2 separate regions of the Homo sapiens genome follow, and region 2 is linked to region 1. Evidence: chromatin loops called from intact Hi-C (ENCODE). Cell type or tissue: Caco-2. All regions are shown on one strand.

Region 1 (8,000 bases):
TTTTTCTTTTCTGCTTTCAGGATTTTTCTCTTTATCTTTGGCTTTAACTATTAACCATTCTACTGTTAAGCGTATTCAGTGAATTTTTTATTTCATATATTTTTCAGTTTTAGAATTTCTGTTTGGTTCTATTTTATCGTTTCTCTTGGCTGAAATTTCCCAGGCATATTTTTCTTTGCATCGTTCCATATGTTTTAAAAACCATGCTTTAAAAACCTTATATACTAATTCCAGGATCTGGATCATCTCAGCATTGATCTGTTTTGATTGTCTTTTTCCTTAAGATTGGGCCACATTTTTTAAATGTTATTTTTAATTGTCTCCTGGATATTATTTTTATGTTATAGAGATTTTGGTTTCCTTACATTCCTCTAAGGAGTGGTGACTTTTTAGGCAGTTAACTTGGTTGGACTTAAATTGCAAACTCTAGTCTCTTGAGCAGCAGTTCAAATCTTAGTTCAGTTCTTGGCAGGAATCTGTCTTGTACATGTGTTGGTTCAGAGGTAGTCAGAGATGTGGGAACAATTTATACCCAGCATATGGGGTTCCCCTCCACTGACTCTCTCCCCTCCTGGATTCCCCCTCAGTTTCCAGCAGTTGTGGTTGCCTCAGACTCTGTCCTCTTGTTCTTCAAATGAGAATGGCTGCAGCTTTTCATCAGTTTTAGCCACCCTTGCGTGGTACAGACTGCAGCTTGCCCTCAGACTAAAGCTATATTAAATGGGATAACTCACTCATGTTGCTCCTTTCTCAAGGCATCTACTCTCCTCTAGACTCAGCCTGCTTTTGTTCATTCTCCAGTGCCTTCAGGTGGTTGTTGTATATTTTGTCAAGAGTTTATGGTTGTTACCTGTGAAAGGATTAGGTTCAGTAGGAACTTCCTAGCCATTTCAGAAGTGGAAGTTCAGTTACCGTTTTAAAAAATTTGTTCAGAAGTGCTACATAAACTACCCAGTGGCCCTGGGAATCAAAACACCCTTATTATTTAAGTTCTTAGAGGAAAACAGTGTAATTCTCTCTAGTCTCGAACCTCTCTTTCGCCTTTGAAACATGTTTTTTATTTGACTTTTGATAACATAGGCTTATTAAGATGGTAACTCTTGCATGATATCAGAATAGACTGTTTAAGGTAGAGGGGCATGCCTCTCCTCTCTGCTACCATCACAGAGTCTGATTTTATGAAGTGTTTTACGTAACTTATTCTGGATTTTCTCAATTATTTATCTAAGGTATAGCATCGAGTAGGAAAAGTTACTCTGAAACTAAGTTCAAACAATGATGTCATAGTTGTGGGCATAATAAGGTCCTAGATAGACTAGTCTGTGGGCATCAGGATTTAGGACCCAGAGTAATCTTTTTTTGTTTGTTTGTTTGTTTGAGACGAAGTCTCACTCTGTTGCCCAGGCTGGAGTGCAGTGGCACGATCTCAGCTCACTGCAAGCTCCGCCTCCCAGGTTCACGCCATTCTCCCACCTCAGCCTCCGGAGTAGCTGGGACTACAGGCGCCCGCCACCACGCCTGGCTAATTTTTTGTAATTTTTCAGTAGAGACGGGGTTTCACTGTGTTTGCCAGGATGGTGTCAATCTCCTGACCTTGTGATCCACCCACCTCGGCCTCCCAAAGTGCTGATAAACTTTAAAAAGATACATAAAGAAAAGATTGGGGGACAACTTGCCAGCTGAAAACAAGGCTGAGCTTTCTAAACAACTGCAATAATAACTAATTGAAGAAAGAGCCTGTTAATAAGCGTATTATGTAAAGTTACACACATTTGTCTCTTTAACTGTAAGCCTCGTACATAAGCAGTGATGTGCTTTAGATTGTAGTTATATTTTATAGATTGATAAGTTTGCCTTTACTAACCTTGACACCATGCCAATCATTGTAATAGAAACATTTCTTGACTTAGTAATTCGTATACATCCCCATCTGCATTAAATGACAGCCGCTCTGTATCACTTTATAATGTCAAGACTATTTGTATGTGTGTGCCAGTGAAAGGAATACTTAACAGGGTGTCCTTATGGTAGGTTTCTAGTTGTAAGTCTAGCTGGCATTATAATTTAATTATTATAATTATAATTGAAATAGGATATCTGGCTTTCAGTGTTCTCTTTTAAAAGAAGGAATTGGACCAGATAATCTGTTATACCCTTTCTGACACTCAAATTAATTTTTTTTTCCAGTTGTATTCAGTTATTTTGCTACTAAGCACGTTGCTTTCTCTGCATTCTCTGTATCTTTTAATCCTTTTATTTTCTATTTTATTTTTGGGATTTCAGTGCCTTATACTATAAACCATTTAGATATGTACTTCCAATAAAATATTTGAATGCAAGTTCTTTGTGAACATAAGTATCAATTTAGCATCTTGCAGAAATTGCTAAAACTTACTTAGAGTATTAAAACACATCTGAAGATTTTAGATTTAATGCTGATGACTAGGTTTATTCTGAGCTAAATACTTAGTTCTCATATGTGCATATATCTGAAGCTTTGTGCCATTAATAGATCACATTGAGACATAATTATTGTAGTTTAGCACCTTAAATTTCTATGTGGATTAAATTTATTTCTTAATGATCATTATTGCAAGGATATTGGGTATTTCATTCTTAGTCTGTGTAGAAACATTGGATTTTTATACTCAGTTTATATAGAGTTTCTCTTCTATCGTTTCCTCAGGTTTTTTTTAATAATATCACACTACTATTTTATGATGTAGGTATGTATCTCCCTCACTATGAGAACATTTTTAATAAAGTTATAGGACATCCCTTTTTAAATTAACTTTTGTTCCGCTTGGTCCTTAGAATAAAACCTTCTATTTGCTCTCTTGTTCATGGATTTTTTTTCTACTTGTATGTGTTAGGTATACATTATTATGTGTAACTACTTAAGGATTTTTACAATTTTTATTATATTTGTTTATGGATTAAGAAAAATAAAGCGGTCAAATGTCCATTGTATAGAAAAAATATATCATCATTTTTCACACTTTGTTAGTGTTAATAAAGCTTTCTTTGGTATATTTTATAGGTGATGTTTGCAGACAGAAAAAGTAAACTGTCAAGGAATTCAGAGCATTGGGTACTTGTTATTTGGACCAGTTTGAAGCATCTTTGATTTATTGGACCAACTGGCAACAGAAAATGAAAAGTAGTGTGGCACAGATAAAAGTAAGTGTTTGAAACTTAAAATGGAGGATGTAAACTTATAGTCAATTACCTATTCTTTAAATATAAATGCATTTATGTAATTAGGACATCAGAGCCAGACAGTAGAATGGCACTTAGGTTGGTGCAAAAGTAATTGCAGTTTTTGCAATTTTAAAAACCACAATTACTGTTTGCACCAACCTAATACATCCATCTAACTTAAACAATTTTAAATGTAGATACTTAGCTATATGGAAGTATTAGTGTGCAAGAGGGCAGTTGAGAACATACAGAAGTGTGTGTACGTGTGTGTGCGCGTGTGTGTGTGTGTATACACATGGATGCATGCGTCAGGGGCCTGCATATATCATGTGAATGATCACATGTAAAAGAAAAACAAGTAACAAACAGTGCAGGGAAATTTCTGCATATCTGTTTACAACGTGAGCCTCTTGGATATTTCTTATGAATAGATGGATGGTCTCTTTATTCTGTGCTGTACTTTAGACAGTGTGCGTTCATTTATTTAACAAATGCATATTGAGTTCTAGTGATGGTTGTAAGAACTTTGAACAAAATAGTTTTATATGTGTTATATTGATTGTTAGATGTTATAGTGATTGTTCTAAGAACTTTGAACAAAATAGTGAATAAAACAAATCCTTATTTTCATGGAGTTTACATTATAGTTGTTGTGGGGAGGAGATAAAATAAATTATAAACTTGATAAGTTATGTAGTATGTTAGAATGTTAAGTAATAGAATTGTCCTATGGAGAAAAGAAGTAGAAAAGGGTAGGGGGATTCAACATTGAGGGGTTGCAGTTTTTAATAGAGGGATGAGTAGGGCCCATTGAAAAGATAGCCATTTGAGCAGAGACTTGAAAATGTAAGAGTTAACTATGCCGATATCTGGGGAAAGAGTGTGCCTGGCAAAAGGAACAGCAAAGGCAAAGAATCTAGAGTGGAGCAGGTATCAGAAGGGGAGAATTGTAGGAGGTGAGATCAGGGCAGGAATAGGGACCAGTAATTCCATCTGCTTTCGAAACTGTTCTGCCTGTGAGTGGACTTGGCAGGAGAGCAAACTACTCAACTTCTTTTTCTCTTCAACTGCATGGATTTAAAACCAGGACATCACTTTTTGGGCCTTGGAGTCAGTAAAGGGGGAACTGTATTTTTATTTGATTATAAATGTAGGCACTCCTCCCTTCCTATCCTCTTACAGCTGTACACACCTAAAGTTCCTTCTTTAAAGAGAAGCAGTAGATTGCAAGCTCCTTGACAGCAGGCCCTGTAGTAGGTGCTTATTAAGCTGAACTGATAGACTTGTAGAGTAAGGCAGCCTCTGCTGCAATCTTTTCCAACCTCTGTCAAGTGTGAGAAGACACTCACCCACCTCCCTTTTAAGTAGACATCCAGCCTTTGCTTGCATATCTCTTTTGGCAGGGGGCTCACAGTTTCCTAAGGTAGTTCCATCTGTCAGTAACCCTTGTATATTGTTCTCAAATCGGCCTTTTTGGGACTTGTACTCATTGGTCCATTGTTACTTAAACAGTTAATTTATTGAGGACCTAGTAGGTGGCAGATTCTGGGTTAGGAGCTGGAGACGTAAAGGAAACCTTGTACAGAACTGGCTCTTGACAGAGCCATGTTAGACAAGAGCGCTCAGATCTTTAGACTAATGCCTTTTACTCAAAGGGAGAAATGTTTAGCCTTTCTCAGACTCCTCTTTTGGTTCCTCTTAGTCTCTGCTTCTCCACGCTTCCCTCTTGTGGCCCAGATGGGTCTCCTGTAGCATTTTCTCCCCCAGCCTGCCCGTGGGTGGCTTCATTTAGCATGCCCTTCACACTTAGTGGCTTGGCTCTACCAGCCAGCTCTCTTTGGTCTGCTTCCATTTATCTCTTTTCTGTTAGCCACAATGGGTCCACTAGCTGGGTTGATGCTGATTCTTTCTTTAGGTGAAACTCAGCTCTTCCCTTGATGTTCTGAGGACTCACCTATTAGGTTCATAAGGCTTCAACTGAGAATCCCCTGTTTTTCCCTTGAACCTCACTGTAGCTTCCTTAGCAAGCTCCTACCTCTTCCAGCACCTCCTCCCTCTTTCTTTTAAAGTCTAGTGGATCATGAAAGCCACTGGACTCAGGCTTCTTGTTCCCCTTGTCTCCTCGTACTGCTCTCCCTACATTGTTGGAGACTATGAGTTACTACATGATGTCACCATATTTGTTTTGCTTCATGAACAATTTCGAAAAATTTTAAAAGGTAATTCTGACTGTATAGTATTTTCAACTACTGCACTGACTTACAATCTAAACTCTGTGATAAAAGAAATAGGGAAATTCAGGTTCTTAATATTTGATTCATACCTGAAAGTGATTCTTAACTTGGTGAAATCCTATTCATCTACCAAAGCCAAATTCAAGTCCCCGTTTTCCCACTTTCATCCGTTAGCACTGTATGCCACAGTGATTGTTTCCTACTCAAGATCTCCTGTTAGCACTTACTATGTGTGCCAGTCATTTGTTACTTGATCATATTTATGAAATCCTTCTTCACAACTTCAATATTTTTGGTCTCTTCCTCTTGCTCACAACAGATGTTGCGGAGATGTGTTAAAAATCATTAGTACAGAATTGGGGCCTTCTCCTTAATGTAATCAAAATAACTTTCTTTGCCTTGTAAAAGAAAAAGGAGATAATGCAGTTTTATTGTCCTCTGTCTTCTCCTCTCTCCTCTCCCTGCCCCCTCCTTCTTCTTTCTCTCTCTCTCTCTCTCTCTCTCTCTCTCTCTGTCTGTCTCACTCACTCACTCTCATTCTGGGGAACATATAATCTAATGTGTTTAATCATAGAAATCTTTATAAGCCTGTCTGTCTTCTACAAGATCATAAGCTCCTTGGCCTTTCTTATCTATTGTATCTTTCAGAATGTCTACACAGGAAGGACTATGTCTTATAATAAGTGATCAGTATAAATATTGTATTTTATGTTACCATTGAATTGAATGAATCTTGTGCTTTGTATTTGACCTAAGATCTTTATGTGAAGTTTTATAGAAACCTATGTCATATATATTGAACATTTCTATTTCACTGTGTTGATGAGTGAAATAATTTTTAAAACTTTCTTATATTAGATACAGAATTTTAAAATGGTTGAATTTAATGCAAAGTAACAGCTAAACTATGGTTACTTTAAGTTATCAATTTTGATTACATGCTTATTCACCTATATAAATTAGTTAGTGGATACTATTCAAAAAATTCAGTAATGAGACTATTTTGCATTGTACTTGTGATTATGTTAGACTCAAACTGCTGTTAATTAGATAGTCATAAAATCAGAGGAAGTTGGATCTTATATTTCTACTCAGAATAATTTTCTTTTTTAAAATATATCCTTTCTTCATTAAGGAGGCAAGCATGTAAGTTTGCAGAACTGTTATTCATTGTTTGATTTAGTTTATCTTAGATTTCAAGATTAAGGTATGTTAAATGCTATTTTTCTTTACAGTATGGTTAATTAAAATTATTTTAATTCTTAAAAAAAGGCTTGTCGATATTTGAATGTTGACCAGTTATATAAAAAATTTTACCTATATACAGAGGTAAACATTTTGGTTCCTTAATGTATTTGGATTTTTTAATTAGGATGTAGTCTCAAACTGGATGGTTCACATCTCTGTCTCATGTCAGTCTCATGTTACATGAAGTTACTTATTTGTATATTGATTGTTTTTCAAAAAATTTGGAATAGTGCTTATACCCTAAAAGTAATGTTGTTCGAGTCCCTAGAGCCTACCACAGTATAATACATATCAGACACTCAATTGATGTTTGTTGAAAACAAAAATTAACTTTTATAAACATGTTAGAGTCAGTTTCTTCCAGCTATTTTACCCTGTACTAAAGTTGTGGTTTTCATAAGCCAAAGGAGATAGGAGGTAAGTACAATATTGTGGCTGAGGCGAGAAGATCACTTGAGCCTGGGTGGTTGAGTCTGCAGTGAGCCGTGATCATGCCACTGCACTCCAGCCTGGGCAACAGAGCAAGACCCTGTCTCAAAAAATAATAATAATAATAATAATTATTATTATAACTTATTACATAGAAGTAAAATATAAACTAGATGTCATCAAAAATTTGAGAATTATCTTTTTCTACCTTGAATTTTTTTGGCTAGAAAGAAGTATTTGGTTCTGCAAAGCCGTAAGAATGATACAATGGGTTTTAGGGACTCAGCGGAAAGGGTCAGGGAGAGTAGGGGGGTGGTTAGGGATAAAAGACTACACATTGGGGTACAGTGTTCATTATTCATGTGATGGGTGCAGCACAGTCTCAGAAATCACCACTAAAGAACTTATCCATGTAACCAAACACCACCTGTTCCACATAAAACTATTGAAATAAAAAATAAAATAAAAAGAAATAAAAAATAAAAATAAACAGAAAAAAAAAGAAGTTTTTGGTCCATAATGAAAACAGGTGCCTGCCACAGACAGGCCTATCTGGGATGGTCTGAAGATTTTGTTTTATCTTATAGACTGTTTAGGTTACATGAATTATTCTTAATGATTTAAAAAATGTTTTGATACAATTTCTAAAGTACTTCCAACTTTCTAAGCCATGTATTTCAGTCTGTGTTATTAACATAAATAATTTTTGAAATGTTTTCCCCTTTTCCTCTTTTAAAGCCTTCTTCTGGTCATGACAGAAGGGAAAACCTTAATTCATATCAGAGGAACTCCTCTCCAGAAGACAGGTAAATAGTTTAATATGCTCTGAATGCAATGTAAATTTTTATAGTAAGGTTTATGTAATAATTTAGCTCTTAGATTTCTAAT
Region 2 (8,000 bases), 85 kb before region 1:
TGAGAATTATTAACTCAAAGAAGGAAGCAACAGACACAGGGGTCTGCTGGAGGGTTGAGGGTGGGAGGAGGGAGAAGAGCTGAAAGATAACTATTGGGTATGTAATGGGCTTAATGCCTGGGTGATGAAATAATCTGTACAACAAACCCCAGTAACAAGTCTACATATGTAACAAACCTTCACATGTACTCCTGAATCTAAAGTTTAAAAACAAATACATAAATTTAAAGTTACTAAGAGATAAACACACAGAGAGAAAGAGCCATAGAGACAGCAAAGAAATAGAAAGACATAGGTAATAAAATGAAAAGGTGTACATATGCCTGGAAATTGTTTTAATGAGGAAAATACAGATGCAGGAGGGACAAATGTGATCAGGTAAGAGGAAATGTTAATTTTTTTTTTTTTTACACATTAGAGTGAAACAGTAAAATACCAAAGACGAAAAAGCAACCAGAAAAAAATAGGTTAGCTAAAAAGAAATGACAGAGACCAGAATTTCTAAATAGTAGCAGTGTAAGTAAGAAGATAATGAAATCGTATCTTCAAAGTGAGAAGAGAAAACACAAAAAACCTAGCCAGACTTTTGTACCCAGCCAAACTACCTTTTAAGAATGAGGGTGATATAAAACATATTTGATTAAATGTACCTTTACTGAAGGAAATTCTAATTGACGCACTTCAAGAAGGAGTCTCATCGGAAGAAATGGTAAGCAAAACAAATGCTAAGCATGTTTTAAACTGTGGTAGACATGGTGATGCACTCTCAGTCTCTTTCAAGGAAGCACTGGTTACTGGATAGCTGTCAGCGAACAGCTTTAATCTACCAGCCCCTTCACAGAGCGCCTCAGGTTAAGCAAAGAACTTTGCTCAAGGTCAAAGAACAGCCCACACCTGATGATTGATCAAGGCAGGAATATAATAGCCCAGTCATTTTGTCCAAACTTGGGACAACTCTAGCAGACCATTTTTGCTCCCCGGGGGTACAGCTAGGGCCCTGTGTTGCAGCTTAACTTCTCCCTCTACCCTTTTCTGCTTCCCTTCCTTCCCTTCTGCACGTGTTGATCCCAAGGACACTCCCTAATAAGCCTCCTTCACTCTAAAAATATAAGGAAGAAAAGAAGGGAAGAGGGGAGGAAGGAAAGGGAAAGGAATGAAGGGAAAGAGGATAGAAAGATGGATGAAAGGAAGAAAGGGAAAAAGGAGGGGAGAGGGAGAGAGAGGAAGGAAAGAAAAATGCAAAATGAGAGCATTGCATATCAAAACTTGTGGGATGTAAGTCAAAGCAATAATCTGTGGACGATAGCTTCAGTTGTACTTGTTACAAATCAAAATGAAAAATAAAATTCTTAAAAAGCTAATTAATAACAAAACAAGTTCTAAAAAAGTAAAGAAATTAATAAAAGTAGAAATAGACATAATGACATCAATATAGCCAAAAGCCACATTTTAAAAAGCTGGATAAAATAATCCTTACCTGTGGGATCAAAATAAAAAGAATAAAAACATTACTACATAATATTAAGAATACAAAAGAAAATAAAACTGCAGACATAATATATTTGTAATAGTAGTAAAATATGATGTACCACCAGTTAAATTTGATCATTTTAACTTGAAAAAAATTCTGTACGAACATGTGTTGTCAAAATTATGCCAATCCAATGAAAAAATTCTGAATATGTCAATAATCAGAAAAACTGCAAAATGTTCAAATGAAGGAAAAAAGCTCCGATAGTTTTAAGAATTTTCAAGAAACAATTTCTATGTAGATAAACTTACTTTTTCTGAGTATAAAATAGAAACCTTTTTAAAGCATTCTTTAAGGTATTTCACAATCCTTATGGTGAAGCCCAAAGATAGCTCAAAACAAGGCGGCTAACTTAAGGACATAGGTACAAAATTGATAATCAAATTATTGGTAAATCAAATCCAAAGTGCAGATTTTTAAAAATCTATCTTGACCATTTGGGTTTTATCCGAGAAACGCTAGGGTGGTTCAAGGTAGCCAAACTATTAATGTAATTAATTATATCATACTAAAGCATCAAAAAAATGGAATCATATATGTCAAGAAAAAGCTTAATAAAATTTGTTAAAAATTTTCTTAGTAAAATACACTCACATCCGTAATGCCAGCACTTAGGCAGGCTGAAGCAGGAGGTTTGCTTGAGGCCAAGAGTTTGAAACCAGCCTGGGCAACAAAGCAAGACCCCATTTCTTAAAAAAAAAAAAAAAAATTTAAGAACCCATGATGGTGTGTGTGTGTTGTTCCAGCTACTTAGGAGGCTGAGGCAGGAAGATCACTTGAGCCCAAGAGATCAAGGCCTCAGTGAGCTGTGATTGTGCCACTGTACTCTAGCAGCCTGGGCAAAAAAGCAAGACACTGACTCAAAAAAATAGTATAAAATTTGGTAAAATATAAATTAAAAGCCCTAAACAAGATGGAGTATTTTTTAGTTTTGAGATGGAGTCTTGCTCTGTCACCCAGGCTGGAGTACAGTGATGTGATTTTGGCTCACTGCAACCTCCGACCCCCAGATTCGAGTGATTCTCCTGCCTCAGCCTCCCGGGTAGCTAGGATTACAGACACCCGCCACCTCGCCCGGCTAATTTTTTGTATTTTTAGTAGAGACAGGGTTTCACCACGTTGGCCAGGCTGGTCTCAAACTCCTGACCTCAGGTGATCCACCCACCTCTTGAAATTTAATAACTATCAGGAACATTTCTAGCAACACTGCTTTACAAACTATATTAGAAGTCCCCAGTGTAATGAGGCAAGAGAAAAAAAAACATTGCAAAGAGGTAAATACCATTATTTATGGAAGAATTAATTTTAGACAATCAGCCAAGAAATAATAAAAACTAAGAAGAAAGTTCTGTAGGGAACCAATAAAGATTAAAATGTTAAAGATCAATAGATCTCTAACATATTAGCAATGGTCAATTATAAAATAACAAAATAGGTGCCACTATTTTAGAATAGATAATAGATAATAGAATAAAAATAAGTTATCTAAGAAAGATTCTAATAAAAGGTGTGAAGACAGGTCATACGACTCTTATATTTACCTCTCTATTACATCTGAAATTTATTTTTTAGCATGGGGTAGACAACCAATGTTTTTACAGTAGATATTCAATTGTACCAAGAACATAAATGGAAAGATATATACCAAATTTCTAGATAAGAAGACTCAATGGTTTAAATATGTACTCTTGCCAAATTAACAATTGAGACAGTATGAATAAGATTTTAACAGGATGTTTTAAAACCAAATAATCTGAATCTAAAATTTATATAGAAAGAAGAAGTACTTGGGTGGCCAAAATACTTTAAAAGGAACAAAGAATACAAACTTGCCCACAAGATATAAAAAGCATATCTAAAAACTATTATAGGGTAATTTAGATCTTGAGATACTAGTAACATTTTCAAATCAGTGTGGAAAAGGTAAGCTACTGAATAAACATTATTTAGACCATTAGCCATTCATTTGGGAAGAAAAGCAAAAGAAACCATAAACCATAAAACACATTGGATGAAAATTTTATAAACATGGAATGGGGAAGAGCTTCCTAGGGAATATGAAAACACAGCTTTTGTAAGGAGAAAGATTAACATATTTGAATATAAAAAATATTTAACTTTTGTCCAAAAAAGGATCTCACAAACATTAAAACAAGTAAACAAAGAAAAGAACGATTTACAATACATAAAATACCAAAGTTAAAACCCTAAATATAAGAACTACTCTTATAGACCAACAAGAAAAAGACAAGAACAAACTCAATAGATAAAACAAAAGCAGTGAACAAGCAATTTTCAGAGGAGAAAATAAATGGTAAATAGATGTTAAGATTCTCAACTTCACAACTAATCAGGAAAACATAAAACTGACATAAAAATTTTCACCAGTTGGCAAAAGTTAAATATTAAGTATTAAATTATAAATATTAAATATTATAAAGATTTAGCTTTTAGGAGGATGCTGGGGAATGGACACTCGTCTTTTTTCTGTTATTACTTGTTAATAACAGAAATGTGAAAAAAGTACTGCACACAGTATACATTATTTAATGTTCTTATTAAGAGGGATTTGCTATACTTACAGAGAATTGAGAATTTACAAACGTTTTATTTCTTAAATTATCCTCATCCAATGGTGTACCACATTATACCACAAGGGGATGGTATTTCTCTAAAAAAATTCACTGTCACAGACTAATGTAATTCACTGAGGTAGTGAGGAACACCTTTTAATGATGTCAAGATCAAAATAATTTAGCCTCCATGTTCAACTATAACTCAGAGCTATTGAAAAAAGTCAGTCTTACATTTCTGGAAACACGAATAATTCCTAAAATCAAATGTTCATGGGTTAACCCAGCACTAGAGATGGAATGTTACCAACCAGAACAGAAAAAACAAATACGTAGTTCTGGCCCCAGCATAAAGCTGTCTTCATGCTAGAAGGAGGTTAGGGAGCATGTTGCTGCTTCAACAGCAGTAGCAATTAAGTGTAAAAAAAGAATAAAGTGTTACCTCAACATGCTAATAGAGTCCATTTGGGAAATATCAAGTAGACAAAATGGTTGTTTCCCCAGAAACAGGCAGCAGGAATCCTTGCAAAGAATTCCCTACTCCATGCTTAAAGCACTGGATTATAGGAACCTCAGTTTACTACACACAACTACCAAAGATATATAGCCCAATACTTTTTATGGCAGCCCTAATGGCATTTTATTCATGGGTCGAGTCATAAGCCAATGAGAATAACCTCTCTAATGGCCTGAAAAAGTAGAATACATAACACTATAGCATGAGATGGAACTACCAACAGCTTAAATGATTCTAAATATAGGTCAAATAGCAAAGCAGACCAGCCTTCTTAAGGCAACATGGTGTCATTAACATCTATAGAGTTCTCACTATGCCAGGCTATCTTAAGCTTCATTTAGCTCATGTATTCTCACCAAGACTGTGAGATAGACGCTCGTACTGAGGCACAGGTTAAATAAATGGCAAGGGCTGGATGGAACCAAAATTAAATCTAGAAGGTCTACCTCCAGAGCCTGTACATTTAAATACATGTTACGCTACTTATCACAAGGCTGAATTCTGGACTAGTATTTTTAGGTAGCCTGGATTCCAATCCTTCACTGCCACTACACCTCTGAGGCTGGGAAAAGTGCATTGTTCTGGGGTCTTAGGGTCCTCTACACCCCCACTCACCAACTGCCCACCACTTTCACCCCCATAAAGGAACTGAACTAGATAATGCACAAGGTCTTTCTTTGGTTCATCAATTCATTACAATATTATGAAAGCAGCTATCAGATTGATGCAAAGTGTAAGGTCTTATATGTTTAGATATCTGCCTTCTATGATCACCAATAGCAGCAAAGAAAACTTGTTTTATAATATCTGTCAAAGGCATACAATGAATCACCAGTTTGTTTAAATAAAAGTATGGCTGTCTCTTATCTGCAAACAGATTTTTATATAGAGGGCTATATATGAGCATTATATGCCTATAAAGAGTGTGGGTGTACTGCCATCAAGAAAGTAAATGGAGAACCAAATATAGAAGTTCTAAGCAGAACTTCACAACTCTGGCTTCAGCTGGCTCCAATCCCTCCACTGTGACTTAAGTAATGAGATGACTTTGAGAAGCTTCATAACATGACAGAAATTGCATGTGCTTTAAAGGCATTCTGACTACAGCTGGGCGTGGTGGCCCACGCCTGTAATCCTAGCACTTTGGGAGGCCGAGGCGGGTGGATTGCCTGAGCTCAGGAGTTTGAGACAGCCTGGAGAACACAGTGAAACTCCGTCTCTACTAAAAATACAAAAATTAGCCGGGCATGGCGGCAGGAGCCTTTAATCCCAGCTACTGGGGAGGCTGAGGCAGGAGAATAGCTTGAACCCGGGAGGCAGAGGTTGCAGTGAGCGGAGATGGTGCTGTTGCACTCCAACCTGGGTGAGAGAGCAAGACTCTGTCGCAAAAAAAAAAAAAAAAAAAAAAATTCTGACTACAATTGCTGACATTTTCATTAAAATTAGTATTAGGTAATCTTACAACCATTTTAAGAGGCCTTTGAATTTTTTTATGATTTTAGCTTTTATTTTAGATTTGGGTATATGTGCAGACTTGTTATTTGGGTATATTGTGTGATGCTGAGGTTTGGGATATGATTGATCCCATTATCCAGGTACTGAGACTAGATAGTATCAAATAGCTTTTCAATCCTTCTCCCCTTCATTTCCCAATCTAGTAGTCCCCAGTGTCTATTATTCATCTTTATGTCCATGAGTACCCAATGTTTACCTCTCAACTTATAAGTGAGAGCATGTGTTACATGGTTTTCCGTTCCTGCATTAATTCACTTAGGATAATGACCTCCAACTGTATCCATATTTTTGCAAAGGACATGATTTCTTTTTTGTGACTGTGTAGTATTCCATGGTGTACATATACCACATTTTTTCTTTATCCAATCCACCACTGATGGACATCTAAGTAGATTCCATGTCTTTGCTGTTGTAAATAAAGGAGAGAGATTGAGATTGAGATTTGGTTGAATGATTTTCCTTTAGATCCCAGTAATGGGATTGCTGGGTCAAATGGTATTTCTGTTTTAAGTTCGAGAACTTCTCCATATTGCTTTCCACAGTGGCTAAACTAATTTACATTCCCATAGACAATGTATAAGCATTTCCTTTTCTTCTCAGCCTCGCCAGCATCTGTTATTTTTTGACTTTTTAATAGCCATTCTGACTGGTGTGACATGATATCTCATTGTGGCTTTGATTTGCGTTTCTCTGATTAGTAATGTAGAATATTTTTTCACATGGGCATTGGCTGCTTGTATGTCTTCCTTTAAGAAGTTCAGTCTTTTGCCTGTCTTTAATGGGATTGTTTGATTTGTTTGAGTTGTTTACATTTCTTATAGATTCTGGATATTAGACCTCTGTCAGATGCATAGTTTGCGAATATTTTTTCCTATTCTGTAGGTTCTCCTAATAGCTTCTTTTGCTGTACAGTAGCTCTTTCATCTAATTAGATCCCACTTGTCAATTTTTGTTTTTGTTGCAATTGCTTGAGAACTTGGTCATAAATTATTTCCCAAGGCCAACGTCCAGAATGGTGTTTCCTAGGTTTTCTTCTACAATTCCTATATATTGAGCTTACATTTAAATATTTAATCCATGCTAATTTTGAATATGGTGACAGGTAGGGGTCCAGTTTCATTCTTCTGCATGTGGCTAGCCAGATATCCCAGCACCATCTATTGATTAGGGAGTCCTTTCCCATTGCTTATTTTTGTCAATTTTGTCAAAGATGAGATGGTTGTAGGTGTACGGCTTCATCTTTGAGTTTTCCATTCTGTTCCATTAGTGTATGTGTCTGTTTTGATACCAGTATCATGCTGTTTGGGGTATTGTAGCCTTATAGTATAATTTGAAGTCAGGTAATGTGATACCTCTGCTTTGTTTTTGCTTAGGATTGCTTCCAATATTAGGGTTCCTTTTTGGTTCCATATGAACTTTGGAATAGTTTTTTCTAGTTCTGTAAAAAAAATTATGTTTGAATCTATAGATTGCTTTGGGCAGTATGGCCATTTTAATAATATTGATTCTAATTCGTGAGCATGGAATGTTTGTCCATTTGTTTGTGTCGTCTATGATTTCTTTCAACAGTTTTCTGCAGTTTTCCTTGTAGAGATCTCATTTCCTTAATTAAATGTATTCCTGGAGTTGTTTGTGTGGGGTGGGGGGGGCTACTGTAAATAAGATTGCTTTCTTGATTTGGCTCAGCTTAAACGTTATTGGTGTGTAGAAATGCTACTGATTTTTGTACATTAATTTTGTATCCTGAAACTTTATTAAAGTTGTTTAACTGTTCCAGGAGTTCTTTGGCAGAGTCTTTAGGGTTTTCCAGGTATAGAATCATATCGTCGTCAGAGGAAAGATAGTTTGATTTATTCTTTTCCTA

Evidence for each region. Hi-C counts contacts between places; a loop is a spot of excess contacts. Peaks named below come from ENCODE experiments on the same cell type or tissue, not always from the same donor. Only the 100,000 strongest peaks of a DNase experiment are listed, where the experiment ranks them.
Region 2: a loop joins it to region 1, with 14 times the contacts of the local background. A loop is called at or near these places in 9 of 110 quality-filtered maps.

The regions. Positions count from the first base shown.
Region 1 is chr2:179,988,495-179,996,494 of GRCh38, reverse strand. CWC22 (CWC22 spliceosome associated protein) reads left to right here. Exons shown (of 20, transcript NM_020943.3): 2 at 3,041-3,180; 3 at 7,851-7,918. The coding sequence starts at 3,154. Among named protein-coding and RNA genes, the nearest start is that of CWC22, 15 kb to the left of the region's middle. In Caco-2, no CTCF peak of the experiment used is centred here; a DNase peak (open chromatin) is centred at 4,944.
Region 2 is chr2:180,073,695-180,081,694 of GRCh38, reverse strand. No RefSeq gene overlaps it. Among named protein-coding and RNA genes, the nearest start is that of EPCART, 47 kb to the left of the region's middle. In Caco-2, a CTCF peak has its summit at 4,176; no DNase peak of the experiment used is centred here.